6 separate regions of the Homo sapiens genome follow, and regions 2, 3, 4, 5 and 6 are each linked to region 1. Evidence: chromatin loops called from intact Hi-C (ENCODE). Cell type or tissue: OCI-LY7. All regions are shown on one strand. Region 1 overlaps ABCC1 (ATP binding cassette subfamily C member 1 (ABCC1 blood group)). Region 2 overlaps MYH11 (myosin heavy chain 11). Region 3 overlaps ABCC1 (ATP binding cassette subfamily C member 1 (ABCC1 blood group)). Region 4 overlaps CEP20 (centrosomal protein 20). Region 5 overlaps MYH11 (myosin heavy chain 11). Region 6 overlaps ABCC1 (ATP binding cassette subfamily C member 1 (ABCC1 blood group)).

The links. Hi-C counts contacts between places; a loop is a spot of excess contacts. Peaks named below come from ENCODE experiments on the same cell type or tissue, not always from the same donor. Only the 100,000 strongest peaks of a DNase experiment are listed, where the experiment ranks them.
Region 2: a loop joins it to region 1, with 8 times the contacts of the local background. A loop is called at or near these places in 76 of 110 quality-filtered maps.
Region 3: a loop joins it to region 1, with 9 times the contacts of the local background. A loop is called at or near these places in 12 of 110 quality-filtered maps.
Region 4: it touches region 1 in a loop (8-fold over the local background); 92 of 110 quality-filtered maps call a loop at or near these places.
Region 5: it touches region 1 in a loop (11-fold over the local background); 77 of 110 quality-filtered maps call a loop at or near these places.
Region 6: it touches region 1 in a loop (11-fold over the local background); 4 of 110 quality-filtered maps call a loop at or near these places.

Annotation. Positions count from the first base shown.
Region 1 is chr16:16,125,626-16,130,625 of GRCh38, forward strand. It overlaps ABCC1 (ATP binding cassette subfamily C member 1 (ABCC1 blood group)), which reads left to right. Exons shown (of 31, transcript NM_004996.4): 26 at 185-286. Among named protein-coding and RNA genes, the nearest start is that of ABCC6, 95 kb to the right of the region's middle. In OCI-LY7, CTCF peaks have their summits at 2,213 and 2,420; a DNase peak (open chromatin) is centred at 2,186; H3K27ac peaks cover 1,569 bases.
Region 2 is chr16:15,776,064-15,781,063 of GRCh38, forward strand. MYH11 (myosin heavy chain 11) reads right to left here. Exons shown (of 41, transcript NM_002474.3): 7 at 2,717-2,780; 8 at 15-113. Among named protein-coding and RNA genes, the nearest start is that of MYH11, 78 kb to the right of the region's middle. In OCI-LY7, CTCF peaks have their summits at 1,903 (motif pointing right) and 2,111; a DNase peak (open chromatin) is centred at 1,958.
Region 3 is chr16:16,060,076-16,065,075 of GRCh38, forward strand. All of the region lies in intron 12 of ABCC1 (ATP binding cassette subfamily C member 1 (ABCC1 blood group)), which reads left to right. Among named protein-coding and RNA genes, the nearest start is that of ABCC1, 110 kb to the left of the region's middle. In OCI-LY7, a CTCF peak has its summit at 2,051; DNase peaks (open chromatin) are centred at 1,196 and 2,086; H3K4me3 peaks cover 948 bases; H3K27ac peaks cover 2,395 bases.
Region 4 is chr16:15,872,000-15,876,999 of GRCh38, forward strand. It overlaps CEP20 (centrosomal protein 20), which reads right to left. Exons shown (of 5, transcript NM_144600.4): 4 at 1,492-1,628. Among named protein-coding and RNA genes, the nearest start is that of CEP20, 14 kb to the right of the region's middle. In OCI-LY7, CTCF peaks have their summits at 3,052 (motif pointing right) and 3,258; a DNase peak (open chromatin) is centred at 3,042.
Region 5 is chr16:15,764,076-15,769,075 of GRCh38, forward strand. The region is part of intron 9 of MYH11 (myosin heavy chain 11); the gene reads right to left. Among named protein-coding and RNA genes, the nearest start is that of MYH11, 90 kb to the right of the region's middle. RefSeq lists a silencer at 1,837-2,131. In OCI-LY7, CTCF peaks have their summits at 1,961 (motif pointing right) and 2,162; a DNase peak (open chromatin) is centred at 2,026.
Region 6 is chr16:16,007,094-16,012,093 of GRCh38, forward strand. ABCC1 (ATP binding cassette subfamily C member 1 (ABCC1 blood group)) reads left to right here. Exons shown (of 31, transcript NM_004996.4): 2 at 723-899; 3 at 2,683-2,808. Among named protein-coding and RNA genes, the nearest start is that of ABCC1, 60 kb to the left of the region's middle. In OCI-LY7, a CTCF peak has its summit at 2,230; DNase peaks (open chromatin) are centred at 198, 898, 1,818 and 2,398; H3K4me3 peaks cover 2,849 bases; H3K27ac peaks cover 3,859 bases.

The DNA of each region.
Region 1 (5,000 bases):
TTTCGCCACATCGGCCAGGCTGGTCTCAAACCCCTGACCTCAGGTGATCTGACCGCCTCAGCCTCCCATAATTCATACTTGTTGAAAATAATTTGTTTCCTATTATCTCAGTGGAAAAAAAGAAAAAGGAAAGTCAAGTACGCCCGCTTACTCTAGAAATGCCACGTGACTCTTCCACTCACAGGTCACCACGTACTTGAACTGGCTGGTTCGGATGTCATCTGAAATGGAAACCAACATCGTGGCCGTGGAGAGGCTCAAGGAGTATTCAGAGACTGAGAAGGAGGTAGGCAAGGGCCCCTGGCTGGACCTCTTGGTCTTTGGTGTAGCTTTACCCCAAGGAGATCTCTGGACCCTATCCTGTGCACCTCTGCCTCTGAGCTGGATACCTCACCAGGTAGAAGTGCATCTTAACGCTTGTCCAGTCTTTTTGCAGCACTTATTTAGAGCCCGGTTTTAGGGTGAAAATAGTTTACCGGCTTTACCCAAGATCTGGGGTATCCATATACGAGACTGTGGGATGCTGTCAGGGCATTCAGAAGGTATTCACATTGTGAAGAAGTTTCCCCCTCTATTTCTCTTTCATAACTTCTGATGGTATCACAGAGAAAGTCTTAGTCTGGGGCTAGCAGGTCTTTAACACCTTAGCAATTGAGATGATCTCCCTTCAACAGACAGATAAACAGCAGCCCTCACACTTGGAGTCTTCAACAGGACGGATTCTGTCTATCAGAAATAACCTTCTGTTATTTGTTATGAATTTGGTTTTTTTGTGTGTGTGATGGAGTCTCACTGTCACCCAGGCTGGAGTGCAGTGGCACAATCTCGGCTCACTGCAACCTCCTCCTCCCAGGTTCAAGTAATTCTCCTGCCTCAGCCTCCCAAATAGTTGGGATTACAGGTGCCTGTCATCATGCCTGGCTAATTTTTGTATTTTTAGTAGAGATGGGGGTTTCACTAAGTTGGCCAGTCTGGTCTCAAACTCTTGACCTCAGGTGATCCGCCTGCCTCAGCCTCCCAAAGTGCTGGGATTACAGGCGTGAGCCACTGCGCCTGGCCTGTTATGTATTTGTATAGGGGACTCCTGTTACGGAAAATAATACTACTTTTCCTTTTGTGATTGTAATAAATTTTCCTCTTAAGTAAGTTGAGAAATTAAGTCTAAGTGACTTGATTAAGCATATTAAAACAACAAGAGAATGAGTACATGCATACTACACGAATGATGTAGCTGGGAACTGACCAAAGTTTGGGAAACCCTGCCGTTATTGAACCCCAGTCCCCTTTTTATAGATGGAGAAAAAGGGAACCTGGGGAGGGACAACAGCTGATCCAAGGTCCCACGTGGCTTGGTAGAACAGCTGGGACTAGGACCCGTGCCTCCAGTCTTTGATGTTGCGTTGCCCTTAATAACTGCCTTCTTAGGCCCTGAACAGCAGCACAAGTAGGAACAGCAGTGATAATAGATAATCACAATAATGCCTGGCGACACCCCCACCCTACATTAATGATAACAGGGACACACATAGTGCCTTGTAGAATGTCAGGCCCAGACTTAAACGTTTAATATAGAGTAATGCACTCAGTCTTTACCCCGCTCTATGACTGATTTTTGAGACACGGTCTCACTCTTGCCCGGGTTGGAGTGTAGTGCGATCTCATTCGCTGCCTCCCAGGCTCAAGTGATTCTCCTACCTCTGCCTCCTGAGTGTCTGGGACCACGGGCATATGCCATCACACCGGACTGATTTTTGTATTTTTAGTAGAGACGGGATTTTGCCCAGACTCATCTTGATCTCCTGAGCTCTAGTGATCTGCCTGCCTTGGCCTCCCAAAGTGCTGGGATTACAAGCGGGAGCCACCATGCCCAGCCCAGCCCTATAATTTAGATGCTACTATTACCCCCATTTTACAGGTGAGGAAACTGAGACAAAAAGCTGAAGTTACTTGCCCAAGATCACATGGCTGGTAAATGGCAGACCTAGGCGTTGAGCCTGTGCCTCCTCAGAGACCCTATCCAGTGCCATGGGAGTCATGCTACCCGGCCTCCTGAGGAGAGATGCCCCTTGGGAGTGAGACCAAGGCCTCTGTAAGGTCTGTCCTCCTGAGGAATTCACAGAGGTGACCTCGGCCCACTCCTTTAACATTCTGACTGGGTGAACCAGGTCCCATGTCACGGGTGAGCATTGTAAGAATGGCGTGAGTGCCCCCGTGAGGAACCAAGGGTGTATTACACCGGCGGCTTCCAACTTGACACTGAATTTAATTCACTTACAAGGTATTTCATTAGGTTTTTTTTTTTTTTTTTTTTAGATGGAATTTGGCTTTTTTTTTGCCCAGGCTGGAATGCAGTGGCACGATCTCAGCTCACTGCAACCTCCACCTCCTGGGTTCAAGTGATTCTCCTGCCTCAGCCTCCCAATTAGCTGGGATTACAAGTACCCACCACCCCGCCCAGCTAACTTATTTCATTAGTTTTTATAATAGCCTCATTGACATGTGAATTTCACATGCCATGGAATTCACCCAGTTAAAGCGTTCAGTTAGATTGAATTCAGTTTTTTTTTTGTTTGTTTGAGACTTAAGTCTCGCTCCAGCCTGGAGTGCAGTGGCATGATCTCAGCTCACTGCAACCTCCTTCTCCTGGGTTCAAGCGATTCCCAGCCTCCTGAGTAGCTGGGATTACAGGCGATTTTTGTATTTTTAGTAGAGAAGGGATTTCACCATGTTGGCCCGGCTGGTCTCGAACTCCTGACCTCGTGATCCACCCGCCTCAGCCTCCCAAAGTGCTGGGATCACAGGTGTGAGCCACCACACCCGGCCTGAGTTCAGTTTTTAAAAGCATTTTACTTTTGACTGACTTTTATATTTTTAGAAGGATCGTGTTTGACAAACCCAAGAGAAAGTAATTGTCCTCATTAGTCCTACCACTATTCTGTATTTGCATGTATTTTTATATATAGATAGAAAGTTCCACATACTTCTCTCCATTCCGCTCACTGTGTTGTTATAGCATCTCCCCTTCAATTATGTACATAAATTATAAAATAGAGATACACTTGTTGTTTTAAAAAAGAAAAAATCAATACAGGGCTGGACACAGTGGCCCACGCCTGCAATCCCAGCACTTTGAGAGGCCAAGGTGGGTGGATCACTTGAAGCCAGGAGTTCGAGACCAGCCTGGCCAACGGTGAATCCCGTCTCTACTAAAAATACAAAAATTAGTTGGCATGGTGGCAGGTGCCTATAATTCCAGCTACTTGGGAGGCTGAGGTGGGAGGATCGCTGGAACCCGGGAGGTGGAGGTTGCAGTGAGCTGAAGAAACATCACTGCACTCCAGCCTGGGTGACAGAGTGAGACTCTGTCTCGAAAAACAAAAAAACAAAGAAGTTTATGGTGGAGAAAGACAGTTTGTTCCTGTTCGCCCCGTTCCTCTCCTCTCCAGAGAGAGGCCCCATTAGCATTCGGGTGAATTTCCCCCAAAACTTTCCCGTGTGGATTCCCACATACCCCAACACTTTTGTTTGCTTGTTTCTTTTTCTTTTAACGTAAGTGGAATCTACCTGTTATCCTGTGAAACCTTTTCTTTAACCATGAGGCACCTTTGCATCTGTGTATAGTAACAGTCACTGCCTCTAAGGGCTGCTGTGAGGCTCAGATGAGATCATGGGTCTCAAGTGCTGAGCAGAGCAACTTGCCTTAGTTGCATTGTAAGCGCTCAATAATAACATTTATTTTTTGGCCAGGCGCGGTGGCTCACGCCTGTAATCCCAGCACTTTGGGAGGCCAAGGCAGATGGATCACTTGAGCCCAGGAGTTTGAGACGATCCTGGGCAACATGGTGAGACATCGTCTCTACAAAATAAAAAATAATACTTTTTGTTGTTGGCGGTGGTGGTGGGGTTTTTTTTTGTTTTTTTTTTTTTGAGACAGAGGAGTCTTGCTGTGTCACCCAGACTGGAGTGTAGTGGTTTTATCTTGGCTCACTGCAACCTCTGCCTCCCAGATTCTAGTGATCGTCGTGTCTCAACCTCCCAAGTAGCTGAGATTACAGGCTCCCACCATCAGGCCCAGCTAATTTTTGTATTTTTAGTAGAGCCAGGGTTTCACCATGTTGGTCAGGCTGGTCTCAAACTCCTGACCTCAAGTGTTCTGCCCACCTCGGCCTCCCTAAGTGCTGGGATTACAGGTGTGAGCCACTGCGCCGGCAACGCTGTGATTTTATAGCACGTCCACAAAAGGGCTGCATGTCTTGCCTAAAAGTTGCCCGGCGTTTTCTTGTTATGTGCCGTCTGCAGTGCCCCTGAGCTTGGCCATGTGCTCTGCAGCCTGGTTCAGCACCTGTGTGTGCCCTGGACGGGGAGGTGCATTCCCCGAGGCTAAAACCAGTGAACCTGGCCCAGGCCATATCCAGCTGTGGGCCTCAGGAAATGCTGAACTGAACTACTTTTCAAAAGGAGGGTTGTGTGTCCCTGGGCAAGTTACCGCCCCTCTCTGTGTCTCAGTCTCCTTGTGTGTAAACTGGGGATAATGAAAGGACCCTCCCACATGGGGTTGCTGTGAGGATTGGATGAGACACTGCGATACAGATGCTGCTTTTATCCTTGCCTTCCTGCCGGGGTGGGCAGCCAGGGTAACTCACTTTTATTGTCGTGTCTGTCCAGAGAAGACCACTCATTTCATTGACTCCATTTATAAATATTTATTTAAATTTTTTTTTATCAAAAAGTAAGTTTTATTGGCATCTAAAAACAAAATTCACCCAACACTGAAACATACTTCAATATTTATGTTATTGTTTTCTTGTTTCTTTTTTACTCACTGCAGTGTGAGGAACAAATCACATTTACTTTGGAGAAACAGAGACCATAGTGTAGATTTTACAAAATCACTTTTTAAACTCTCTGTATTGCGCTCCTCAAATACCTAGAGCCAGTCTGTGCATAACATGGCACACTGTTGTCTAAACCGTAAAATTTTGCATCAGCCTAAAGATATG
Region 2 (5,000 bases), 350 kb before region 1:
TGCTAGTCACTTACTTCTCATCTTCTCCTTGGCTCCAGCAATCATGTAGTAAAAGATGTGGAATGTCCTCTCGTCTCTGGCTTGGCGAATTGCCCGTGATTTTTCTAGCAGATCTGGTTTGGAGGGAGTTAGGGATTCTGGGGATACTGCGGGTGTTCCTCTGGTCTTCCACCTCCATCCCTGTCACACCCAATTCACATGGGATGACTTTCCAGTTCTACCCCTGGGATCGGTAATGTCTAACTTTGACCATTGCCCCTATGGACAAATGGAACCGCTGGGTGCTGCCAGCAGACTTCAGATGCAAAAAAAAGGGAGGGGAATAGAGTGAAAAGAAAAAGCATAAAAAGGCTCCAGGAAGAAGGTAATGGTAACGAGATGTTCCCCTAACAGCCATCACCAGCAAATCTTCTTTAAAATGAGCTGTCTTCAGACATGACAGAATACAAATAATGACACCATCTATGATCCTATGATTTATGATTCATTCCTGTGTGAAATGATTGATATAAATTGTCTCACTGAAGCCTCACAAAGTATGCTAGGAAATAAGTGCAACTATTATCGGTGTTTTCAATAAGGGGAAACTGAGGCTCAGAGAAGAGAAGTCCTTTCTCAAGATGATACAGCTAACAAGTGGCAAAGCTGTCTTCCATGCCCTCTGTTCCAAGAGTGGGGTCTGACGGGATGGAGGCGAGAGAGACCGTAAACACGCCACACTAATTAATTTCAGGAGAGCTTCTCCGCGATGCGGGGTGGCAGGAGGGAGAGCAGAGGGGAGGGCAGGTGAGGGTGGCATGGAGATCACAGGGTCCGGGGTGATGGGAGAGGGCAGCTGGGAGGCTGGGCTACTGTACTGGGTGGATTTCCACAGCACTAAGCATGATGGTGCGGGATGATGGGGCTAGATCAGCAGACCTTGTCTTCTTCAAGTCCTAAAGCCAGCTAGCAGTGCCCGGGCTACCACAGCCCATGTCCAATCTGGAAAGCAGTGATTCTCAGACTTTCTCATGGTGTACATGGGTATACACACGCACACATACACACACACACACACACACACACGCACGTATGTTTGAGCCAGAGTCTCGCTCTGTCACCCAGGCTGGAGGGCAGTGTGTGATCTTGGCTCACTGCAACCTCTGCCTCCCGGATCCAAGCAATTCTCCTGCCTCAGCCTCCTGAGTAGCTGGGACTACAGGTGCATGCCACCACGCCTGGATAATTTTTGTATTTTTAGTAGAGACAGGGTTTCACCATATTGGCCAGGTGGTCTCGAACTCCTGACCTCAAGTGGTCTGCCCGCCTCGGCCTCCCAAAGTGCTGGAATTACAGGCGTGAACCACCGTGCCTGGCTGAGATGTGTGTTTCTAAAGAGCTCCCAAGTGATGCTGATGCTGCTGGTTTGGAAACATACTTTGAGAACCACTGATCTAAAAGGAAGGCTGAGGCCAGAAGGACGGGGCTATGCCTGGGGCTCGCTCTAAACACAGGAAATGAATTGCTGAGAGGTGTGTGCAGGGCTGCAGGACAAGAGGGCCCTGGCTCTGGACTTGACCGAAGCCTGACAGCCCTCCTAGCTGCAGGATGGGAATCCTGGCTGGTTTGGGCAGATTAAAGTAGAAACGTAGAAAACATTGAGTTAACGCAATAGCCACCACCTATGAGATGCTCACTTTGGGCCCAGTACCGTACCAAGGGCTGTGCATATTATTATGCATATTATTTCATTTAACCCCTGCACCAGCTCCAGAAACTAGGTGCAATCACCCCCATTTTACCGAGGCAAAACTGAGGCCCAGAGAGCTTCAGTGATTTTCCCAAATCCCCACAGCTTAGACAAGTACAGTGGAGAGGAAGCTACTCCACAACCCACCCTCTTATCCAGGGCACATAACGTGGAAAAATGGGACCACTAGGTGCTGCTAGAGGACCTCAGGTGCAGAAAGAAGCTAAGTCAGGCCCCCAGGTCCTATACATTGCCAAGCACGTGTTCCACAGGAAGCCTGAGCCCTAGGGCCGCCTGCAAAGCTCCTGAGGCTGATCAGTCACTGAACTCTAGACCTGGTTGTTCCCCCACGTCCAGAAATTTCTAACTTGGCTCCACTTCACCGCTCAGGTTCATGAAAGAGATGCTCTACTTGTTCCTTGCGATACCAGCATTCTTCTGGGTAAACTCTGTTTTCATCAATTTCCTACCTAAGAAGTGGAGCCGATCACAGACCAACTCTCTAAGAGGACGACAGGTCCAGAATTTGGCCTCGGACAATGGCTGAATAAGGATGAAGTGAAGATCATACGATAGACACTACGTAGCCAGCCCTTACTCTGCACCTCGCATGGTGCCTAGAGCTTTATATGAGTTCATTCACTCTATTCTCACATTTCTATGAGGCAGGTACCATTCATTATCATCCCCATTTTGCTGATGAGGCACAGAGAGGTGGAGTAACCAGCCCAAGGTCACTCAGCTAAGGGACAGATCATTTGAGCATCACATGCAGCCTAGGCTGCTTGTTTAGGGTTCAAACCAGGGGTCCGGTCCACACATGTATAACCACTGCACCACAATGCCTGCTGTTAAGGGGAGATTTGTTCTGGAAGAAACCTAAGAGGCTGGAAAGATAGAGGTGGCTCTTGGACTCTCCCAGCCTCTGGGCAGGAGATTGGTAGGGGGCAGGGGTACCCATTTGGCCCAGGCTCAGGGAAAGGATACAGGTCTCAATGTTGGCTCCCACGATGTAACCCGTGACGTCGAAGTTGATGCGGATGAATTTGCCCTGCCAACAGGAAAACACAGTTCAGGCTTTGCTGCCCAACTTCAGCCGTTAACCCCATGCTGTGGGCAAGCAGGAGGCAGATGGTACAGAGGATGGGAGGTGGGGCGGGGAGATTCTTGCGAACACTCAGAACCCCACAGGTCAAGTTGTCAGGCGGAACCAACATCTGCTGAGCTGAAACCACCCCAGGCCTGACAGCAACAGAACGTGTAAAACATGTTCACAGATCAATTTCATTCGGCTTTTGCAATGACCGTAGTCCATCATGGCTATCCCTATTTAAAAAAACTTATTTATTTATTAGAGACAAGGTTTTGCTCTGTCAGCGAGGGCTGGAGTGCAGTGGTGCAATCACAGCTCACTGTAACCTTGAACTCCTGGGCTCAAGCAATCCCCTTTTCCCCATGACCTCACCCTCCCAAGCAGCTAGGACTACAGGCATGCACCACCATATCTGGCTAATTTTTAAATTTTTTTTTGTAGAGATAGGATCTCACTGTGTTGTCCAGGTTGGCCTCAGACTGCTGCACTCAAGCAATCCTCCCACCTCAGCCTCCCAAAGTGCTGGGATTACAGGAGTAAACTACCACACCCAGCCCACTATCCCCATTTTAAAGCTGGGAAAACTAAGGCTAAAAGAGATCAAGTGACTTGTCCAACGTGACGTTGCTCCTGAGAGGTAGGGCCCTAAGCAGAAAGAAGGTTTTTCCATATTCAGGGGCTAGAGGGCTCCCTCCCCAGACCCCACCCTGCTCCAAAACATCCACATCATCCAACTATGGATTAAACCTTTTCTGTGGGACAGGTGAGTATGCATTGGCCACACTGCCCAAGCAGGCCCTGTGTAGGATGTCCTTTAGGCAGGAATGGCTCATGTTCCTGGCCCTAGAGGCTCAACAAGTATCTCCAAAGATGGCCCTATCTACCTGCCTCAGCTAAGCCATGAAACCAAGGATGGAACCCAATCCTCCATCTGTTGGCATGAACCCTTTTCCTGTTTCCTCAACAGGTGAGACAGGATTTCATCCTTTTCCCCCATCATGACATAACATGGTGGGAAGTGTTGGCGTGTGTGGACACAATCCCCTAGGCTTGCTCAGTCCTTGACAAAACCTTCAAACTTTCCCCATTGGGAAACATGCAGTAGAGTGATTTGGGATGACCATATCCCAGATGGAGCCAGGGAGAGCCGGCTGGTCACAGGCAAGGCCCAGGCACCTTCTTCACTCTCCTTCCCAAGATGGCAGGGACGCCAGTGAGTGGAGGATGTTTTTAGGGATTTGTCTTGCACGTGCTTCCATTTATGACAGGCTAGAAACATTGCACAGAATTGGAACATGCAAACGCAGTGCTTCTCAGTGGAGGCGGCACATCTGCTATGGAGATTTTGGAAATCGGTGGAAGCCATTATTTGGCTTGTCACATGTTGGGGGGGGGCCGCTGTTGTTAGTGAACAGTGGGGCCAAGGATATTTTGGGAGTCCTGCAATGACCTGGAGAGTCTCTGATGCCAATCCTTGTCTATATCCCTTATGACTCTTCCAATGTCTCACCTGCCACTCATGGAGGTAAAAATCTGTTTGTAATTAGCCAGGCTTAGAACCTAACCTTTATGACTTTAGATTTTTACGCTTTTTTTTTTTTTTTTTTTTTTTTGAGACAAGAGCCTCACTCTGTCGCCCAGGTTGGAGTGCAGTGGTGTGACTTTGGCTCACTGCAACCTCCATCTCCCCGGGTTCAAGGAATTCTCCCACCTCAGCCTCCCGAGTAGCTGGGAATACAGGCATGTGTCACTGCGCCCAGCTAATTTTTGTATTTTTAGTAGAGACAGGGTTTCACCATGTTAGCCAGGCTGGTCTCAAACTCCTGACCTCAGGTGATCTTCCCAACTCAGCCTCCCAAGGTGCTGGGTTTACAGGTGTGAGCCACTCTGTGCCTGGTCTAGATTTTTATGCTTTTAAATGAAAGCATTAACAAGTGTTTAAAATGTTGTTCTAATACAAGAATATCCCATCTGTGTGACTCTAGAGAAGATTGTTCTTTGGTTCAGCGCTTCACTGAGAGTCAGTTGCCATTCTGGAAAATCCCATGCCAACATCATCAGTGCCTGAACTTGACCCTTTTCCTTGTATTTGTAGCTGTCGCCGTGGATAGACCTAAGTGTCTGTCTCTTACTGTGTCTTCTGTTGGTGTGGCCTGGCCCGAGCATTGATATGCTGAA
Region 3 (5,000 bases), 66 kb before region 1:
CCATCCTTGTTGGCCAGCCCCTGGCTTAGAGGACTGGAATGTTCTTCTGAGAATCAGGACACCTGCCACATTCTACTGCCAGCTCACAGTGTGACCCCAAAGCTGGTCATCTCACCTCGCTGGCTCTAGATTTTGTCACATGGAAAATGAAGGGGTTAGATTCCAAGCATGTCAAATACTGGGCCCTGTCCTCCTTCCTCATGCCCACAGCAGACACCCACAGTCACTCATGGGGTTCTTTCCCACTGAGTTATGTTCAAGCAGCCCTCCAGGTGACTGGTGCCAGTGGCCTAGAGTTGAGCAAGAAATGACATCTTGTTGCCCTTCTGTAACTCCATGTTCCCTAAGATCACTTCCAGCTCCAATGCCCCTGCATTCTGCCTTGTACATTGCATTCTTCTTACACTCCAATACCTTGACTTTACCGGGGTGCGTTGATGAACTCTCTCTTTTTTTGTTTTTTTTGGGACTGAGTCTCACTCTGTCACCCAGGCTGAAGTGCAGTGGTGCCATCTCAGCTCACTGCAACCTCCATCTCCCAGTTCAAGCAATTCTCCTGCCTCAGTCCCCCGACTAGCTGGGATTACAAACATGCACTACCATGCCTTGTTAATTTTAATATTTTTAGTAGAGATGGGTTTTTGTCATGTTCGCCAGGCTGGTCTCGAACTCCTGACCTCAAGTGATCTACCTGCCTTGATCTCCCAACGTGCTGGGATTACAAGCGTGAGCCACCGCGCCTGGACTCTCCTTTTTTTTTGAGAAGGAGTCTTGCTCTCTCGCCAGGCTGGAGTGCATTGGCACGATCTCAGCTCACTGCAATCTCTGCCTCTTGGGTTCAAGCGATTCTCCTGCCTCAGCCTCCTGAGTAGCTGGGATTACAGGCGCCTACTACCATGCCCAGCTAAGTTTTGTATTTTTAGTAGAGACGGGGTTTCACCAGGGTTCAAGCAATTCTCCTGCCTCAGCGTCCGAGTAGCTGGGAGTACAGGCGCACGCCACCATGCCAAGCCAATTTTTTGTATTTTTAGTAGAGATGGGGTTTAGCCGTGTTGGCCAGGCTGGTCTCAAACTCCTGGCCTCTAGTGGTCCACCCACCTCGGCCTCCTAAAGTGCTGGGATTACAGGTGTGAGCCGCCATGCCCGGTGGGTCTTACTTTATAAAGTAGGAAGTAATGTATTTGCATATGGTGAAACATAATTAAAGCTGCACCAGATGGTATTCATACAGCCGGACTTCGCACGTGGCCACCTCAGCCTGCTGACATTCGCCAACAGGTCATCCTTTGTCCCTGTGTTGTAGGGCCTGGACTGCACATTGCAGGATGTTTCCCAGCATCTGTGGCCTCTACCTGCCAGATGCTAAGTCGTACCTCTCCCTCTTCTTCCCAGTGGTGACAATAGAAAATGGCTCCAGGCATTGCGAAGTGTCCCCTTGGGGGACAGAATTCTCCCAGTTGAGAACCACAGTCAATAGTGAAAGGCCCAAGCCCTTCCTCCTAACACCAGTCACCTTGCTTCCCTCTCTCCATGTTTCTTGTGTGTTTTTCCAGAGTCCACGTCTGTATCACTGTAATGGTGGATACATGTCATACATGTAGTTATGGTTACTTGATTCTGTTTACTTTACTTTTATACAAGTGATAGTAAGAGTCATACATAAATACATACAAAATGGCTTTTTTTTTCTTTTTTTCTTTTTTTTTTTTTTTTTTTGAGATGGGGTCTCACACTGCCGCCCAAGCTGGAGTGCAGTGACATGATCTTGGCTCACTGCAACCTCTGCCTCCCAGGCTCAAGTAATCCTCCAACCTCAGCCTCCCAGGCAGCTGGGACTACAAGCATGCACCACCATGCCCAGCTAATTTCTGTAATTTTGCAGAGACAGGGTCTCACTTTGTTGCCCAGGATGTTTTCAAACTCCTGAGCTCGAGCAGTCCGCCTGCCTCTGTCTCCCAAAGTGCTGGGATTGTAGGTATGAGCCACTGCACCTGGCCTTGATGGCATTTTGAAAGGTCTTGTCTCAGAGGAAAAGATACAAGCCAGAGGGCGCTGGTGATGAGGTTTGGTCTGTGCCTTGTGTCCCGCTTAGGAGGGGATGGGCAGCGTGTTCTCACAGCTTTTTGCTCTGCACATTGGATTCGTTGGCAAAACCCACAGTTTCCAGGCTGTCACCAAACTTTGCTTATCACTTCCTGCCCTGTTCCCCATTAGGAAACCACAGCAGAAGATGCTTAAGAGCAGGACTGGCTTTTCTTCTCTTTTTTCTTTCTTTCTTTCTTTTTTAAAGAGACAGGGTCTTGTTTTGCTGTCCAGGCTGGAGTACAGTGGCTTGATCACAGCTCACTGCAACCTCCAACTCCTGAGCTAAAGCGATCCTCCTGCTTCAGCCTCTGGAGTAGCTGGGATTACAGATGTGAAATACTGAGCCCGGCTACCGGCTTTACTTAACCTTTTCTTGAGCTTTCTTGCCATTTAGTTTCCCGGAGTTTCCAGAGACAGAGTTTGTTGAGCTGTTTGGCAAGAAACAGATGGGCCTGGGTGTCAGCTGGGGAGACCTTGTCCTGGCCGAGGCATCGAAGCCTCTGACTACATTAGGATAAAATATGTGGCCTTTAGTTCCCCTGGAAGGTGCCTGAGTGTTTTTTCCACTGGTGTGCATTCCTGTGCTTCAAAGACGATGAGGTGTTTACCCAGCGGTAGGTGTGATGGAACACAGAGGCCGGGGAAGGCCAGGGATGCCATCCAGGGACTGATGGGACTGTTTTTCTGGAATGGCAAACCTGGCATTTACCACGTCCACCTAATGCACTTTCCTAAAATAGCATCGCCAGGCAGCCGTCAATATTTAACATTTTCTGTCTTGGATGATTTGTGAGCTTCTTGCCTTCTGTTTACCCTGAATCTCCCTTTGTTAGAATAATTCATCATTCTCTATGGTAATGATCTGTCCTGTAGTTCTCTGCTGATCATATCCTAGGGCCCATGGAGACACTGCCACGACCATGTCATTTTATTTATTTATATATTTATACATTTCTGTATTTTTGAGACGGAGTCTCATTCTGCCGCCCAGGCTGGAGTGCAGTGGCACAATCACAGCTCACTGCAACCTCCACCTCCCAGGTTCAGCTGATTCTCCTGCCTCAGCCTCCCGAAGAGCTGGGATTACAGGTGTGCGCCACCACACCTGGCTAATTTTTTGTCTTTTTAGTAGAGATGGGGTTTCACCATGTTGGCCAGGCTGGTCTCAAACTCCTGACCTCAAGTGATCCGCCCACCTCGGCCTCCCAAAGTGCTGGGATTGCAGGTGTGAGCTACCATGCCCAGTCAGACCTTGTCATTTTGTGCTTGTACCAGCAAAGCATAGGGACCTTGGCAAATAGTTCATGCTCTGTAAATGTATGTAGGTAAATGAATAAATACATGAATGAATGAGAGGTTGAAATAAATCATATTAATTAGGAACTGTCTTGCAAATAACAGAAACCTAGCTTAAATCAACTAGAGTAAGAGAAGAGGGGGATTTTTGAGTCACAAAACTAAAAAGTCTAGAAAAAGACTTTTAAGCATGAATGGGGTTCCAGGCATGGCTGGATCTAGGAGTTCCCAAGATAATGTTGGGAATAACAACGTCTCTGACTCTCAGCTCTGCTTTCTTGATGGTGGTTTCTTTATTAGCTGGTAGTTTCCTGATCATCCTGTCACCTCAGCAACCCCTGTGAACAGAGAGTCTTACTCTTTTCCCCTAATATTTCCTGCAAAGCTATGGGATTGAGTCTCATTGGTTGTGGTCGATCACATGCTTCTTCCTGAGCCAGTCACTGAGGCCAGGGAGATAGGATGCTTGGGTCAGCCAGGGCTAGGTCATGTCTTTCAGGGCTTGGGGCCAAGGTAGGGGGTGAGGGAGGAGGTTCATCTGTGGCTGAAGCTCATAGGTTGACACTGGGAGAAGTTCAGTTCCCCCAGAGAAAATTGCATGTTGCCATAAACAGAGTAATAGATGCCAGGTAGGCAGGAAGAGCAGGTAACTGCACACAGGGCATCAGGATTTTTAGGGAGTGGGCTGGAGTGTAGGGGTTCCATTCATTGGTTTTCCACGTTTCTCAGAAAAGGCACCTAGGGGACAGGTGCTCCTCACTGTGTATGAAGGGCTTTTGCACCCTAGACCCTCGCCTATTACAAGGCGAACTCCAGTCTCCTGCTGCCTGGAGCCCCAGTCATTGTGCCCGTCCTACCAGCCTCTTCGGATTTCCAAACACTGCCTGCAGGGAACCTGTTAAAGCCTGTGCTTCCACTAGACTGTGCGTCTCAGGGTTGCCAAGCCCACCTCAGTCCCCAGCGCATGATGGGTGCTCAGTTACCACCTGAGGGGTGGATGGCTAGATGACCTCCTCCTTCTGGAGAAGCCAGGACCATGGACCTGAAAGGGGCCGCATGATGTTGTCCTGTCCCCTCTCTGTGTGTGCCCTGTGCTGCCAGCAGCCGGCATCGATTGGTACTTGGCTCACCAAGGGGGCTGGTACGTTTTGGTGGTGAGATGCCTGAGGCCTGGTTTGCTTCACTGCTGAAGAGACACCTGTGATGTGCTCTTCTGCCCTCAGGCAAATTCACCTACCCCGTCCCCACCCATTTATCCACTCCCACCCATCCATTATCTATCCAGCAGACATTCACTGAGCACCATGATCTGGGCTCTGTCCTAGGCTCTGACAATACAGCAGTGCATACTACAGGTAATAATCTCCAGTCATGGAACATTCATTTTTCACGGAGAGAAACAGACAAGGAAAAATAGGCACAATAAATAAATCCTAGTGCTAGAGAAAGCCATCCTAAGTGCTATAGAAAGAAAAGAGTCAGATCTTTGGAATAAGGGCGGCTTGCAGTTTTAAGTAGGGTGGTCCAAGCTCACTGAGAAGGTGACACTTGAGGAAAGACTTGATGGAGGTAAAGAGGCCAACCAGGGAGTAGCAAGAGCATGTGCAAAGGCCCTGGGG
Region 4 (5,000 bases), 250 kb before region 1:
CCTTTAACTGTCCTTAAAAATTGACCAGCTCTTGGTTGGGCGCGGTGGCTCAAGCCTGTAATCCCAGCACTTTGGGAGGCCAAGGTGGGCGGATCATGAGGTCAGGAGATCAAGACCATCCTGGCTAACACAGGGAAACCCTGTCTCCACTAAAGATACAAAAAATTAGCCGAGTGTGGTGATGGGCGCCTGTAGTCCCAGCTACTTGGGAGGCTGAGGCAGGGGAATGGCATGAACCCAGGAGGCAGAGCTTACAGTGAGACGAGATCACACCACTACACTCTAGCCTGGGCGACAGAGCGAGACTCTGTCTCAAAAAAAAAAAAAAATTGATCAGCTCTCTACCACAACTGAAAACACTGAGCTATAACCCACTCAATTCAAATGGTGAAAATGGGATCCCATTGCTGGGATAATCAAAATAAGTCAGGGCCAGGTACAGGCTCGTGCCTGTAACCCCCACACTCTGAGAGGCTGAGGTGGGAAATCACTTAAGACCGAGTTCAAGACCAGCCTAGTGAACACGGTTGAGACTTCCATGTCCACAAAAATTAAAAAATTAGCTGGGTGTGGTGCCTGAAGTCCTAGCTACTTGGGAAGCTGAGGCAAGAAGGTGAGAGGATTGCTTGAGCCCGGCAGTTCAAGGTTACGGTGAGCTATAATAGCACCACTGCACTCTAGTCAGGCGACAGAGTGACTAGAAAAAATACATAAAAATTTATGTATTTTTATGTCTCAAAAAAATACATAAAAATTTATGTATTTTTATGTCTCAAAAAAATACATAAAAATTTAAAAGCTACCAAAAGCTCATTTAAAAAACAGGCAATCTGAAAGAAATGTGGGCGATTCTCCTAACAATCTGTAACTTGTAGGTAACTTCCACTGTAACATAAACAGTATCCTAAAAATGCAAATGACTTCTCTATCTGTATTTAGCAATCTTACCTTTTATTTTGCAGTCATGGAGAGGAAAAAAAATAATCACTTGATAAAAAGCTATTTATTCAGTATACCAAGGATCTAAGCTGCTCCAAATACTTACAATTTACATGAAAATTGGAGTTTTCAGTATTTTTTTGTTTTTTTTTAAATTTAATTAATATAATTTTTTAATTAAAAAAATAGAGATGGGGTTTCACCATGTCACTTAGGCTAGTCTCAAACTCCTGGCCTCAAGCGATCCACCTGCCTCGGCCTCCCAAACTGCTGGGATTACAGGCATGAGCCATTGTGCCTAGCCCAGAGTTTTAAATACTTCTATAAAGAAATTACATCTAAGAATTCTGCCCAGTTATGCCTCCCACCCTTCCCTGTCCAAGATTCTTTACAAAAAGCATTCTGTTTCTTGGAGTAACATAGGCTAGACATATTAGATATAAGCAGAATTAAACTATGACTCAAAAGCTCAGTAAAGACTCCAAAAGAAAAATATATAGGAAGAAAACATATTTGCTGACAGCTAAATGATGAATCTTGGAAAACTCATACCCATTGGCTTTCTTCTACTAGGTTGTCTGCCAAGACTTGGGTCTGAAGGCTGAAGTGAAGGCCCTTTCAGAAATGCATTCTGGATGCCATCCTTAGTTCCACGCAAGAAATGGGCTAAAATCCCATATAAAAGAGGTCTATAGCAGGAAGAAAACAAAACAAAACCAAAAGCTAATAAATCTGCATAAACGGGAAAAGCTTAAAACATTTATTCTTTAAAAGGTAACCTCTGACATCAAAAAGACCAAGTGATTCACTAGACTTTAAAAAGCGGCATGATTATCCAAAATGCAAATTGTTCATACTTTTAAATTTAAGAGTACCACTTAATTTCATGACAATTTTAAAACCCAGAGAAAACATGTTAACAACTTAAACCTCATCTACACTGAAATATCATTTCTATCAATCCACAGGAATCTCTTTTAAACTCCAAAGTCCAGTAGAGTATTTCCCAATACCTAACCCCATCTAATACACAACAGGTATTCAATAAACACCTCTTGATTAATAAGTCCTTGCCCTGAAAAAGTCTTAGGTCCTGAGAGCCAGGTGACCTGAGTTCAAATTCTGGCTTTGCCATTTGCTAGCTGTGGGACTCTGTGTAAGATTCTTAACCTCTCCAGCCTCATAAATGTTTCTTCCTTTATAAATTAGGATAAGCACCGTCCCTCCCTTATAGGGCTGTTATGCACTAAATGAGTTAATAAATGTCAAGTGTTTTTTACTGTGCCTGGCACATATGAAATGGTATATAAATGTTAGCTCCTGTGTAGCTAACATTTATTTAGATTAATATTTACATTACCTATTATTTTAAAATCTTCTTTATAGTTTACAGAACGTATACCTCTTCTCATCTAATCCTCATCGTGTAATGTCAAGATCATCAACTGCAATTTATAAAGGAGAAAACCACAGCCAGGAGATTTGCTAGAGATTCCCCCAGATAGTAAACAAAGTTTACACTTGAACCCCAAATCCCATATTGTTTTCCTTACAGTGTGCTGCCTGGGAATTTATATTAGTACTCTTGCATCAAGGAAAGCTGCTCTGCTGACAATCAAGAGTGGTACAATGGAAATGTTTTCCTTTGTTTCCAATCTCAAATTTGAAAACACAATTAAAAGGATTTAATCTTTATTTTTAATTTTTGTGGGTACATAGTAGGTGTATATATTTGTGGGGAGGATTTATTTTTTGAGATATGTATCTATTTACTAGCTGGTATAATGGTTTACAGTACGACGCTCCCTTCCAAAGATGGAATCTCATTGCCCTCTGAGTGTGAGCTGAACTCACTTCTAACTGGCACAAAGCTGACTTCAGAGGCCACGTGGTAATGGCCCTGCAGCTTCCTCCTTGCTTTCTCTCTTGGATTGCTGCCTTTGGGAGAAGTCAGATGCCTCAGGACACTTCAGCAGCCCTGGAAAGTTACATGCAGTAAGGAATTGAGGCCGCCTGTCAATATCATTATGAGTTTGGAAGCAGATAGTTCAGCCACATTCAAGGCTTCCGACTACAACCCTGGCTGGCATCTTGACTCCAACCTCAAGGGGGAGCCTGAGCTAGACTTACGTGACTAAGCCAATCCCAAATCCCCGAATATTCCACAAATAATCTATGTTGTTGTTCTAAGCTACCAAATTCTGGAATAATATCACACTAATTTTTCCATGCCACAGGGAAACCAGGAAAGTAAGTTTCTTTATTTAATAAGATGCCGCAACTCTTATGAAAGCGTCACCTAGTAATATAAAACAGGTCTCTTTGTTTACTTTAATCTTCCCCAAAGTGTTAACTGGTTCAAGATGATTTTTAAATGTTAAAAGTTTTATTTTTTAAATAAATATTCAAAAAAATGTACTTGTGATTAAAATTTTGGGTTGGACATGGGGGCTCAGGCCTGTAATCCCAGGACTTTGGGGGGCCAGCCTGGCCTCAAACAGGAGTTTGAGACAGCCTGAACAACATAGCGAGTCCCCTAGCTCTACAGCAATTTTATTTTAAATTAGCCACAGAAGGTAATATGCACCTGTGGTCCCAGCTACTTGGGAGGCTGAGGTGAGAGGATCGCTTGAGTGCAGAAGGGAGAGGCAACTTGCAAATTCATGGATTAAGGTTTATCTTTTAAAATAAGTTTCAAAAAGATAAAGAAAAGTGCGGCCTCACAATAACTTGCCTGTAATTCTGAAATGCAAAATTCTGAAAACTGGATTCTCTTCATATATCTGGCAAAAAATCATCAGATGGCAAGGGTTGACCTAACAAGGCTATTAACAAGGCTATTACAGACTTTATCTTACTTTGTGTGAAAACATTAATGTGCTGGGTGTGGTGGCTCAAGCCTGTAATCCCAGCACTTTGGGAGGCCAAGGCAGGAGGATCACCTGAGGTCGGGAGTTCAAGACCAGCCTGACCAACATGGAGAAACCCCGTATCTACTAAAAATACAAAATTAGCCGGGTGTGGTGGCATGCTCCTGTAATCCCAGCTACTCAGGAGGCTGAGGCAGAAGAGTCACTTGAACCCAAGAGGCAGAGGTTGCAGTGAGCTGAGATCATGTCATTGCACTCAAAAAAAAAAAAAAAGAGAAAGAAAATATTAATGTGATTGTGGAATACTACTTTAGGACTCCCTGGCACATACATGTAGTATTTGGTAGATGTACCATATTACTTTTTTTTTTTTTTTAAAGAATTGAAGTCTTGGGCCGATGGCTCACACCTGTAATCCTAGCACTTTGGGAGGCCGAGGCAGGAGGATCATGAGGTCAGGAGATCGAGACCATCCTGGCTAACACGGTGAAACCGTCTCTACTAAAAATACAAAAAATTAGCCAGGCGTGGTGGCATGCGTCTATAGTCCCAGCTACTTGGGAGGCTGAGGCAGGAGAATCGCTTGAACCTGGGAGGCGGCAGTTGCCGTGAGCCGAGATCACGCCACTGCACTCCAGCCTGGACGACAGAGTGAGACTCTGTCTCGAAAAAAAAAAAAAGAACTCTCGCTGTGTGGCCCACACTGGAGTGCAGCAGCAAGATCATGGCTCACTGCAGCCTCAATCTCCTGGATTTAAGTAATCTTCTTGCCTCACCCTCCTAAGTAGCTAGGACTACAGGCATGTCATTTTAAAACCCGACAGCATTTGGATTTTCAAACATGTATCTGGCCTCAGTGGTTTCAGATGCAGCACTGCAGATCTGTAAGTAAATAATATGAGTAATATGTGACTATGGCAAACTCTGTGAATGCCAATCACTGAAGTGTGAGAAACAAGGGCTTAAAGAAGTTACCTAACTTTTAAAAAATAAAGCCGTTTTAGCAACTTTTTTTTTTGCTTCCTCATCCTCTCTCAAACTTACTTTTTTTTTTTTTTTTGGAAACGGAGTCTCGCTTCTGTCGCCCAGGCTGAGTGCAGTGGCACGATCTCGGCTCACTGCAAGCTCCACCTCCCCGTTTGACGCCCATTTTCCTGCCTCGGCCTCCCAAGTAGCTGGGACTACAGGCAT
Region 5 (5,000 bases), 360 kb before region 1:
AGCAGGGACTGGCAAATTACAGCCCATGGACCAAATCTGGCCCACTGCTTGCTATTATACATAAAGTTTTAGTGGAAAACAGCTATACTCATTCATTTACATATTGTCTGTAACTATTTGCATGCTACACTGGCAGAGTTAATGAGTTGCAACAAAGATCGTCTGGCCTACAAAGGCTAAAGAATTTACTATCTGACCCTTTACAGAAAAATGTGTTAGCAACCCCTGCCACAGAACAGTGAGAATGAATGAGCTACAACTACCACAAATCAAAACTGATGTATTGGGGCCAGCATAGTGACTCATGCCTGCGACCCCAGCACTTTGGGAGGCTGAGGTGGGAGAACTGCTTGAAGCCAGGAGCTTGATACAGCCTGGGCAATGTAGGGAGATCCTGTCTCTAAAACAAAAAAAAAACCCTGACATATCTTCCAGACACAAATACCGAACAAAAGAGGACAGATGGAAACAAGAACATACTGTCTAAGTCCATATATAGACCGTCCATTCAAGAAGAGGCAAAACTAATCGATGCTGTTAGAAGTCAGGATAATGATTATCCTTAATTGAGGGAAGTTCTTAGAAGGTGCATGTGGGAGCTTCCATGGGGCTGGTGGCATTGTCTTATTTAAAATGGATTCTAGTTACACAGACGTGTTCAGTTTATAATAATTCTTTGCACTGCACGCTATGGCATACACAATTTTCTCCATGTAAATCATATGTCAATAAAAGGATTTTTGAAATAAAAACCCTGTGCTTCTTACATACTCTTCTGGGTGTAACAGATGCCCATGTTGGGATGAAGAAGATATACATTTGTTTCCACTTGTTGTCCAGGTGTCTCCAAACAAAAACGCTGTGTTCCCAGAATACTTGGAACCTTTCTGACTCCATACTCAGGCCATGTTACTGTTAAAATAGTTTCTATGTCTGAAATCCCCATAAGACCATGAGTTTCTGGAGAGTGGAGGGCCTGCCCTAATCATCTTTGAATTTCCAAAGCCTATTCCAAGGTCCTGATACACATGGGAGGGAGGGAGAGAGATGGATGGATGGTAGGTGGAAGGTGGATGGATGGATGAATGAATAAATGGATAGAGGATGGGTTCATGGATGAATGGACGGATGGATGGATGGGTGGGTAGATGAATGGGTGAATGATGGACGGATGAGTAGAGGATAGATGGATGAATAGAGGATGGATTGATGGATGAATAATTCATGGATAGAGGATAGACGGATGATGGATGGATGGATAGAGGATAGATGGATAGATGGAATGGACAGAGGATTGATGGATAGACGATGGATAGATGGATGGAGAATTGATGGAGGAATGGATACAGCATTGATGGATGGATGATGGATGGATGAATGGATGGATGGACAGATGATGGATGGATGGTAGATGGATGAATGGATGGATGATGATTAATGCAAATTCTTGGCTTAGCTTAACTCAGGTACAAATCACCCAGAGTTCTGGCTTCAAATCAGTCACTATGTTCCAGGAACAAAGCCTAGAGATCCCAGACTTCTCTGGTTCCTCAGGCCAAACCAGACATTACAAGGCCCTTCACAACAGCTATTCTCACGCCATGGGGTCCCTGGCCCAGCTCAGCAAAAGGACCCAGCTGCTGACCACCCATCCATTTGCTCCCACTTACTATGGTAGAAAGCCTTCTCCCCAAAATGAATGAAGCTGCTGTTGACAGGGCTTGGAAACACACTTCCTTTTAACCATAACATCTATGAAAGAGTCTTTGTAAACTATGAAGAGTTGCACTCACAGTTTTAAAAGTGTCAATTTAAACTAAAGATTCCTGAAATGCCTGCACAGCCCAGGCGAGCCGGCCAACTCAGGGTTTCTCAATCTTGTCACTGCAGAAATTGGGGGCCAGATAATTCTCTATTGTGGGGAGCTGTCCTGGGTATCATGGGAAGTTTAGTAGCATCCCTGGCCTCTAACCACTAGATGTCAGTGGTGGTTACCCTGACAGAGTTGTGACAACCACAAATGTCACCAGATACTACTCAATGTCCCCTGGGAGGCAAACTCACCTCTGGCAGAGAACCACTGGTCTAAATGAACAAAGCCAACTAATGAGGACTGTGGGGACCCAAGGAGGCCACAAACCCATCTGAAGGGGCCAGCAGCTACTCCGTCATTGCCACAGGGGATATAAGCCAAGTGTTGCTGGAACTTCTGATTTTTCTAGATAATGGAAACCCAGAGTTTTTATGTGAAGTGTACCCATGTTTTTTGGTGTGTGTGTGTGTGTGTGTGTGTGTGTGTGTGTGTGTGTGTGTGAGACTGAGTCTTGCTGTCACCCAGGTTGGAGTGCATTGGTGCAATCTCGGCTCACTGCAACCTCTGCGCTTCCCAGGTTCAGGGGAATTCTCCTGCCTCAGCCTCCAGAGTAGCTGGGATTACAGGCGTGTGCCACCACACCCGGCTAATTTTTCTATTTTTAGTAGAGACGGAGTTTCACCATGTTGGCCAGGCTGGTCTCAAACTCCTGACTTCAAGTGATCCATGTGCCTTGGCCTCCCATAGGGTTGGGATTATAGGCCACAGTGCCCGGCCTACCCATATTTAAACTTTAGGAACCAATTTCTAAAAATTTTGAAGGTTGTAGTGGCCGATCTCTCCTGTGGGCTCAGGAACCATTGGTTTGCACTTTCTGGTATAGTTAAATGTAATTCCAGAAATGACAAAAGAATGCCACCACTCCCAGGCCATAAGAGATGAACCTTGGGGCAGAATTAGCAGACAGCAAAGAAGTAAACCAGTGAGGAGACACAACACAGCAAGGGTGGTGACGGCTGGCAGCATCCTGGTGTGCTGGTGCAAAGCACGCGCTCTGCAGTTAGAGAGTCCTGAGTTCAAATCCCAGCTTTGCTTCTTATAAATCTCATTATCTCTGAATTTCCAAATCCTAGTTCCGGGTCCAGATACACATGGGGAGGGAGGGAGATGGATGGATGGCAGATGGAGGGTGAATGGATGGATGAATGTATAAATGTATAGAGGATGGGTTCATGGATGGATGGGTGGGTAGATGGATGGACGGATGGGTGATGGATGGATGGGTGATGGAAGGATGAGTAGAGGATAGATGGATGATAGAGGATGGATTGATGGATGAATCATGGATGAATAGAGGATAGAGACTCTACATGAGTCTCAATAAGTCCCATGAGCCTCAGTTTCCCTATCTGCAAAACGGAGATGGTAACAGTAGTACCTGCTTCGTGAAGTTTAGGTCTTGTAAGATGCTGAGCAAGGGCCTGGCCTAGTAGGTGATAAAGAGTGGAAGCCACCTATATTAGGTTGAATGTTGGTCTTTCTAAAATATGTCCACCTGGAACCTGTGAATGTGGCCTAATTTGGGGGGTTACATTTATTTTTTTTTCCTTTTTGTGGATACCGGGGTCTCACTATATTGCCCAGGCAGGTCTCGAACTCCTGGGCTCAAGCTATCCTCCCGCCTCTGCCTCCCTGAGAGCTGGGACTACAGGCGTGAACCACCGCGCCCAGCCTGAACGTGGCCTATTTTGGAAAAAATCGGTCTTCGCAGATGGAATCAAGTACAAGATCTCAAGATGAGATCATCTTGGATTAACCTGGTGGGCCCTACATTTAATGTCAAGTGTCTTTATGATGGACAGAAGAGAAGACCCACAGAGTAGAATGCCACATGAAGGATGAGGCAGAGACTGGAGTGAGACAAGCCAAGGAAAAGCCAGGAACAGCCAGAGCCACCAGAAGCCAGGACAGAGGCAAGGAACAGATCTCCCTCAGTGCCTCCAGGAGGAACAACCCCTGCCAACATCTTGTCTTTTAAAAAAAAAAAAATTTTTTTTTTTTAAATTTTTAGTAGAGAAGGGGTCTTGCTATGTTGCTCAGGCTGGTCTTGAACTCCTGGCCTCAAACGATCCTCTTGCCTTGGCCTCCCAAAGTGCTGGGATTACAGGCATGAGCCATTATGCCCGGCTCCTGCCGACACCCTGATTTCAGAACCCTGGCCTCCAGAACTGGGAGAGAATAAATTCCTGTTGTTTTAAGGCATCAAGTTTGTGCTAATTTTTTACAGTGGCCTTACACCTCTCTTCTTGCTGAGGAATAAGAAACAGGACTTTCCAACATCAGACATGTGTACCACCAGGGATACACAGGATGGACAATTTAGGTGATTTTATTTTTTATCTTCAAAATACATTAGAAGCAGTATAACCAGGCCAGGCATGGTGGCGCATGAGGATATCTTGAGGCCAGGAGTTCAAGGCTGCAGAACCCAATGTGGTGGGGAAAATCCTGGTGTCCCCTGGTCACTTGGAGCCTCATGAAGCTCCAGCCTGAAGCCTGACCCACCCCCTTCTCCATAGGCCCCTTGATGGAGGGTTTGGAAGTAGCTCTTGGTTTATAAATGGGGTTGGTGTACATTTAGGACTAAGTTGGTTCCTATGAGAGTTCGTCATTTGCACGCCATCGTCTGAATGCTTGCTCTGTGTACCATCTGCTCCATTATTTGCTTAATCATTTTCTTTAAATTTACTTCCTTCTCTTTCCTTACATTTGTTTTAATAGAAAACTTTCTCTATCTTCAGTGACAAATCATCTTCACTTGCCATAAATAGATGGCAATTATAAATATAAATACAAGGAAAACAGTATTACCAAATTCTAGCTAGATGCTTGGGGCTGCCGAAGGTGCTGGGCCTGGAGTCTGGTCTCTGTGGTTAAAGGGGAAACAAGTGCCAAAGTACATTGAGAACACTGGGGACTGGGCATGGTGGCTCATGCCTGTAATCCCAGCACTTTGGGAGGCCAAGGTGGGCTGATTGTTTGAGCCCAGGAGTTCAAGACCAGAGAATACTGGATAACATGGTGAAGCCTTGTCTCTACCCACCCCTCCAAAAATCAAACCAAAACAAAACAAAAAACCCCAGGCCAGGCACGGTGGCTCATGCCTGCAATCCCAGCACTTTGGGAG
Region 6 (5,000 bases), 120 kb before region 1:
TGGCTCTCTCCATCTTTCGTACTACAGTGGGACTTGCCACAGGTTCTGGGGACTGTTAATGTGAGATGAGATGCTACATACCTTTTTGTTGTTGGTGGGTTTTTTTGTGTGTATGCACTGTTGTGTGTGTGTGTGTGTGTGTGTGTGTGTGAGAGACAGGGTCTCGCTCTGTTGCCCAGGGTGTAGTACAGTGGCATGATCTCAGCTCGTTGCAACTTCCGCCTTCCAGGCTCAGGCACTCCTCCCACTTCAGCCGCCTGAGTGGCTGGGAATACAGGCACGCTCCATGCTCAGCCACTTTTTGTGTTTTTCATAGAGGCAGCATCTCACTATCTTGCCTAGGCTGGTCTCGAACTCCCAGCCTAAAGTGGTCTGCCCACTTGGCCTCCCAAAGTGCTGGGATTACAGGCATGAGCCACTGCACCTGACCTGTATGCTCCTGTTAAGAGAGCTTTATTTTTATTTATTTATTTTGAGACAGGGTCTCTGTTGCTCAGGTGGGAGTGCAGAAGACACCACATACCTTTATCCCTTGTTCCTCATTTCTTAGTCTTTCTGGCTACTGATCTTTTTAGTTTGCGTGTTCATCCTGAAAGGTCCTTGGATATATAGGAGCCTTGTCTGTTTCTTCAAACCCCGTGGCAGCTGGTTTCATGCTCCAGGCGAGCTCCTGTCCTCTGGGGTGTGTCCTGCTGACCCCTCGCCTGTGTTTGTGTTCGCAGGACTGGAATGTCACGTGGAATACCAGCAACCCCGACTTCACCAAGTGCTTTCAGAACACGGTCCTCGTGTGGGTGCCTTGTTTTTACCTCTGGGCCTGTTTCCCCTTCTACTTCCTCTATCTCTCCCGACATGACCGAGGCTACATTCAGATGACACCTCTCAACAAAACCAAAACTGTAAGTCACTGGGGGGTTTCGTTGTGGGGGGTGGGAAGGTGCACCTGGACGGGGAGTGGTGGTTGGTGATAACTGACATTTCTCTTCTACTTAGTTGACCCTAAGTTCCTTCTTCTAGAAGGCAGAAGAATAATGTGGGAGGTGAAAACTGGAGCTCTGGAGACAAACATGGGTACAAATCTTTGCTCTGCCGCTTAGTATTTGGCCTCGAGCAAATTTTTTAACCTCCCCAAGCCTCAGTTTCCCTGTTTATGCAATAGGAATGATAGGCTTGTTCTCAAGGCATTCCTGGGAGATTATCAGCTCTTCCCCTCTTACTGAGCCGATCTCCTTTTTATTTAATTAAATATATTTATATAGATTTTTTCTGGCCAATTTTTAATTTATTTTTTGTAGAGAGGGGGGACTTGCTGTGTTGCCCGGGCTGGTCTTGAACACCTGGCCTCAAGCAGTCCTCCTGCCTTGGTCTCCCAAAGTACTGGGATGCTCAGTGTGAACCACCACGCCTGGCCCCTAATTTTTTTTTTAAGTTGGCTTTTATTTTGAAATAATTTAAAGCTACAGGAAAATTGCAATAATGGGCCAGGCGTGGTGGCTCACGCCTGTAATCCCAGCACTTTGGGAGGCCAAGGCGGGCAGGTCAGGAGTTTGAGACCAGCCTGACCAACATGGTGAACCTGTCTCTACTAAAAATACAAAAATGAGCTGGGTGTGGTGGCATGTGCCTGTAATCTTAGCAACTTGGGAGGCTGAGGTGGGAGGATCCCTTGAACCCAGGAGGCAGAGGTTGCAGTGAACTGAGATAGTGCCACTGCACTCTAGCCTGTGCAACAGAGCGAGACTCCTTCTCAAAAAAAAAAAAAAAAAAAAAAAGTTGCGATGATACCAGGAACTGCTGCCTGATTTTCTCTATCCATCACTCATAGTCACTGTTTCCTGTTTTTTTTTTTTTTGTTGTTGTTTTTTGTTTTTTTTTGACACAAGGTGTTGCTCTTTTGCCCAGGCTGGAGTGCAATGGTATGATCACAGCATACTGCAACCTTGAACTCCTGGCTCAAGCCATCCTCCTGCCTCAGCTTTTTGAGTAGCTGGTAGCTGGGACTGCAGGCATACACCACCATGCCTGGCTAATTTAAAACAATTTTTTGTAGAGACAGGGTCTCGCCTTGTTGCCCAGGCTGTTGTCAAACTCCTGGCTTCCAGTGATCCTCCTGCCTCGGCCTCCCAAAGTGCTGGTATTACAGGCATGAATCTGGCCTGTATTCACTGATTTTTTAATCTTTTGCTACATTTGTTTTATCATGAGCTTTTGTTCTCTCTCTCTGTATGCATGCTATAATTTATTTTTTCTGAATCATTTGAGAATGGATGCACCTTGAAACATATCCCACCCGTAGAGGGCTCTCAGTAAATACTGGTTGAATGAATGGTTGTCGTGGAGGGCTTTCTTGTGCAGTGCGCCGGAGTTGCAGCTAGAGATGAGCTGTGAGCTGAGCTCTTGAGTGTTCAGGCACCGGGGAGCATGGTGACCAGACAAACAGTCCTGTTGGAGGTAGTGGGGCGTAGCAGGCTGATTACAGACCATCACGTGCCGGCCTGGATGCCAGCTCACCATACCGAGGACTTGTCCTTATTCCAGTGGATATGTGCCATGTCCTAGGACTGTGGCTGATCATTTGAAGGCTGGCTGGTTCTCCTATCCCTGGGGCTGAGCTGTTCGTGCAGGCCCTGGGGGAGGTTCCAGGGCGGTCTGTTGTAGGATATGTATGTGCTTCTCTTCCAGGCCTTGGGATTTTTGCTGTGGATCGTCTGCTGGGCAGACCTCTTCTACTCTTTCTGGGAAAGAAGTCGGGGCATATTCCTGGCCCCAGTGTTTCTGGTCAGCCCAACTCTCTTGGGCATCACCATGGTAAGTAGGAGCTGGCTGTGACCCCTGGGCCATCTGCTGGGCTCAGTGGAGACCAAAAGTAATAACTCGTAAGACTAGAATCATAGTTTTTTAAGGCAATGATCAGCTGGAGCTGGGATATAAATTAAATGTAGCCTTTTTTTTTTTTTTTTTTTTTTTAAAGACATGAGATCTCGCTTTCATCCAGGCTGGAGTGCTATGGTACCATCATAGTTCACTGCAGCCTCAAACTTCTGGCCTCAAGCAATCCTCCTACCTCAGACTTCTGAGTAGTTGGGACTACAGGTGTGTGTCACCACGCCCAGCTTATTTTTGGCTAATTTTAAATTTTTCTGTAGAAATGGGATCTCACTGTGTTGTCTAGGCTGGTCTTAGACTCCTGGCCTCAAGTGATCCTTCCAGAGCACTGGCATTATAAGCATGAGCCACTGTTCCCAGCCCCAGCTGCAGTCTTTGGATGGGGCATGTGTTGTCCAGTTTGCCACAGTCCCCACCATGCCCTATTGTCTTCCCTGCCACTGATTGAGTGGCAGATGCCCCCTTTTGTTGCGTTTGCCACACTTTGCTCTTGCATTGGCTACTTTGGTCACTTATATACTAACTGCCTGGGGTCTAATGGCCTTGAGTTTTCACTATCTGGCATAGGGGGTGGGTTGCTAAGCTAAATAGGAAACTGCTCTGTCCCGGGGGATACACAACTTAGTGAGTGACAGAGACAAGGAAACAACTTTATTAATTACAGCTGGTGTGTATTGAGCACTTACTATGTATGTACCTGGCAGTATTCTTGGTGTTTCACGTGTCTTGAAATTCATTGAATTTTCACAACAACCCTGTGAGATGGGTCCTGCTTTGTTCCCATCTTACAGGTGAGGAAACCAGGCAAGAGAGGTTAAGTGTCCTGCTCAAGATCACACCACTAATGTGCAGCCGAGTCAGGGGTGGGACCCCAGATGCCATGCTTTTAGCCCCTGCAACCTGCAGCTTCTGAGCCCTGAACAGAGAGTTCTCGGAGAGTGTAGCCCTTGAGTATTGTAAAAAGAGGAGGGAGGCTGGGCATCGTGGCTCATGCCTGTAATCCCAGCACTTTGGGAGGCTGAGGCGGGAGAATCACTTGAGGTCGGGAATTTGAGACCAGTATAGCCAACATGGCAAAACCCCGTCTCTACTAAAAATAAAAAAATTAGCCGGCGTGGTGGCACACGCCTGTAGTCCTAGCTACTCAAGAGGCTGAGGCAGGAGAATTGCTTGAACCCGGGAAGTGGAGGCTGCAGTAAGCCGAGATCGCACCACTGTGCTCCAGTCTGGGGGACAGAGCGAGACCTCATCTCAAAAAAGAAAAAGAAAAAAAAAAGGAGAGAACAAGTTTAAGGCAGGACATTCTGAGCAGGGTGAACAGTGTGTCCAGGGAGGGGTGGAAGGTTAAGGGGAGGATGCAGGCAGGGAGGACAAGGTGTTCGGTGAAGGAACACGGTGTGAAGGTTGGGGGGATAGAGTGGATGTGACAGAGGGGTCAGGAAAGACAACGTGGAGCCAGGTTGCCAAGGACCATGAATCTTTATTTTTCTAAATTAATTTTTCATTTTTTAAATTTTAGAGTCAGAGTCATACTCTGTTGCCCAGGCTGGACTTCACTGGCGTGAGATCACAGCTCACTGCAGGCTTGAACTCCTGGGCTCAAATGATCCTTCTGCCTCAGCCTCCCAAGTAGCTGGGAGTGTAGGCATGCACCAACATGCCCATCTACATTTATTTTTTATTTATTTATTTTTTTATTTTTCCCCCCGAGATGGAGTTTCGCTTTGTTGCCCAGGCTGAAATGTAATGGTGTGATCTTGAGTTGCCGCAACCTCTGCCTCCTGGATTCAAGCGATTCTCCTGCCTCAGCCTCCCGAGAGGCTGGGATTACAGGCATGCGCCACCACGCCCGGCTGATTTTGTATTTTTAGTAGAGATGGGATTTCACCATGTTGGCCAGGCTGGTCTCGAACTCCGGACCTCAGGTGATCCACCCACCTAGGCCCCCCAAAGTGCTGGGATTACAGGCATGAGCCACCACCCCCGGCCAGTTTGTTATTTTTGTAGAGACAGGGTCTCCCTATGTTGCCCAGGCTGGCCTCAAACTCCTTGTCTCAAGTGATCCTCCTGTCTGGGCCTCCTAAAGTGCTAGGATTATAGGTGTGAGCCACCAT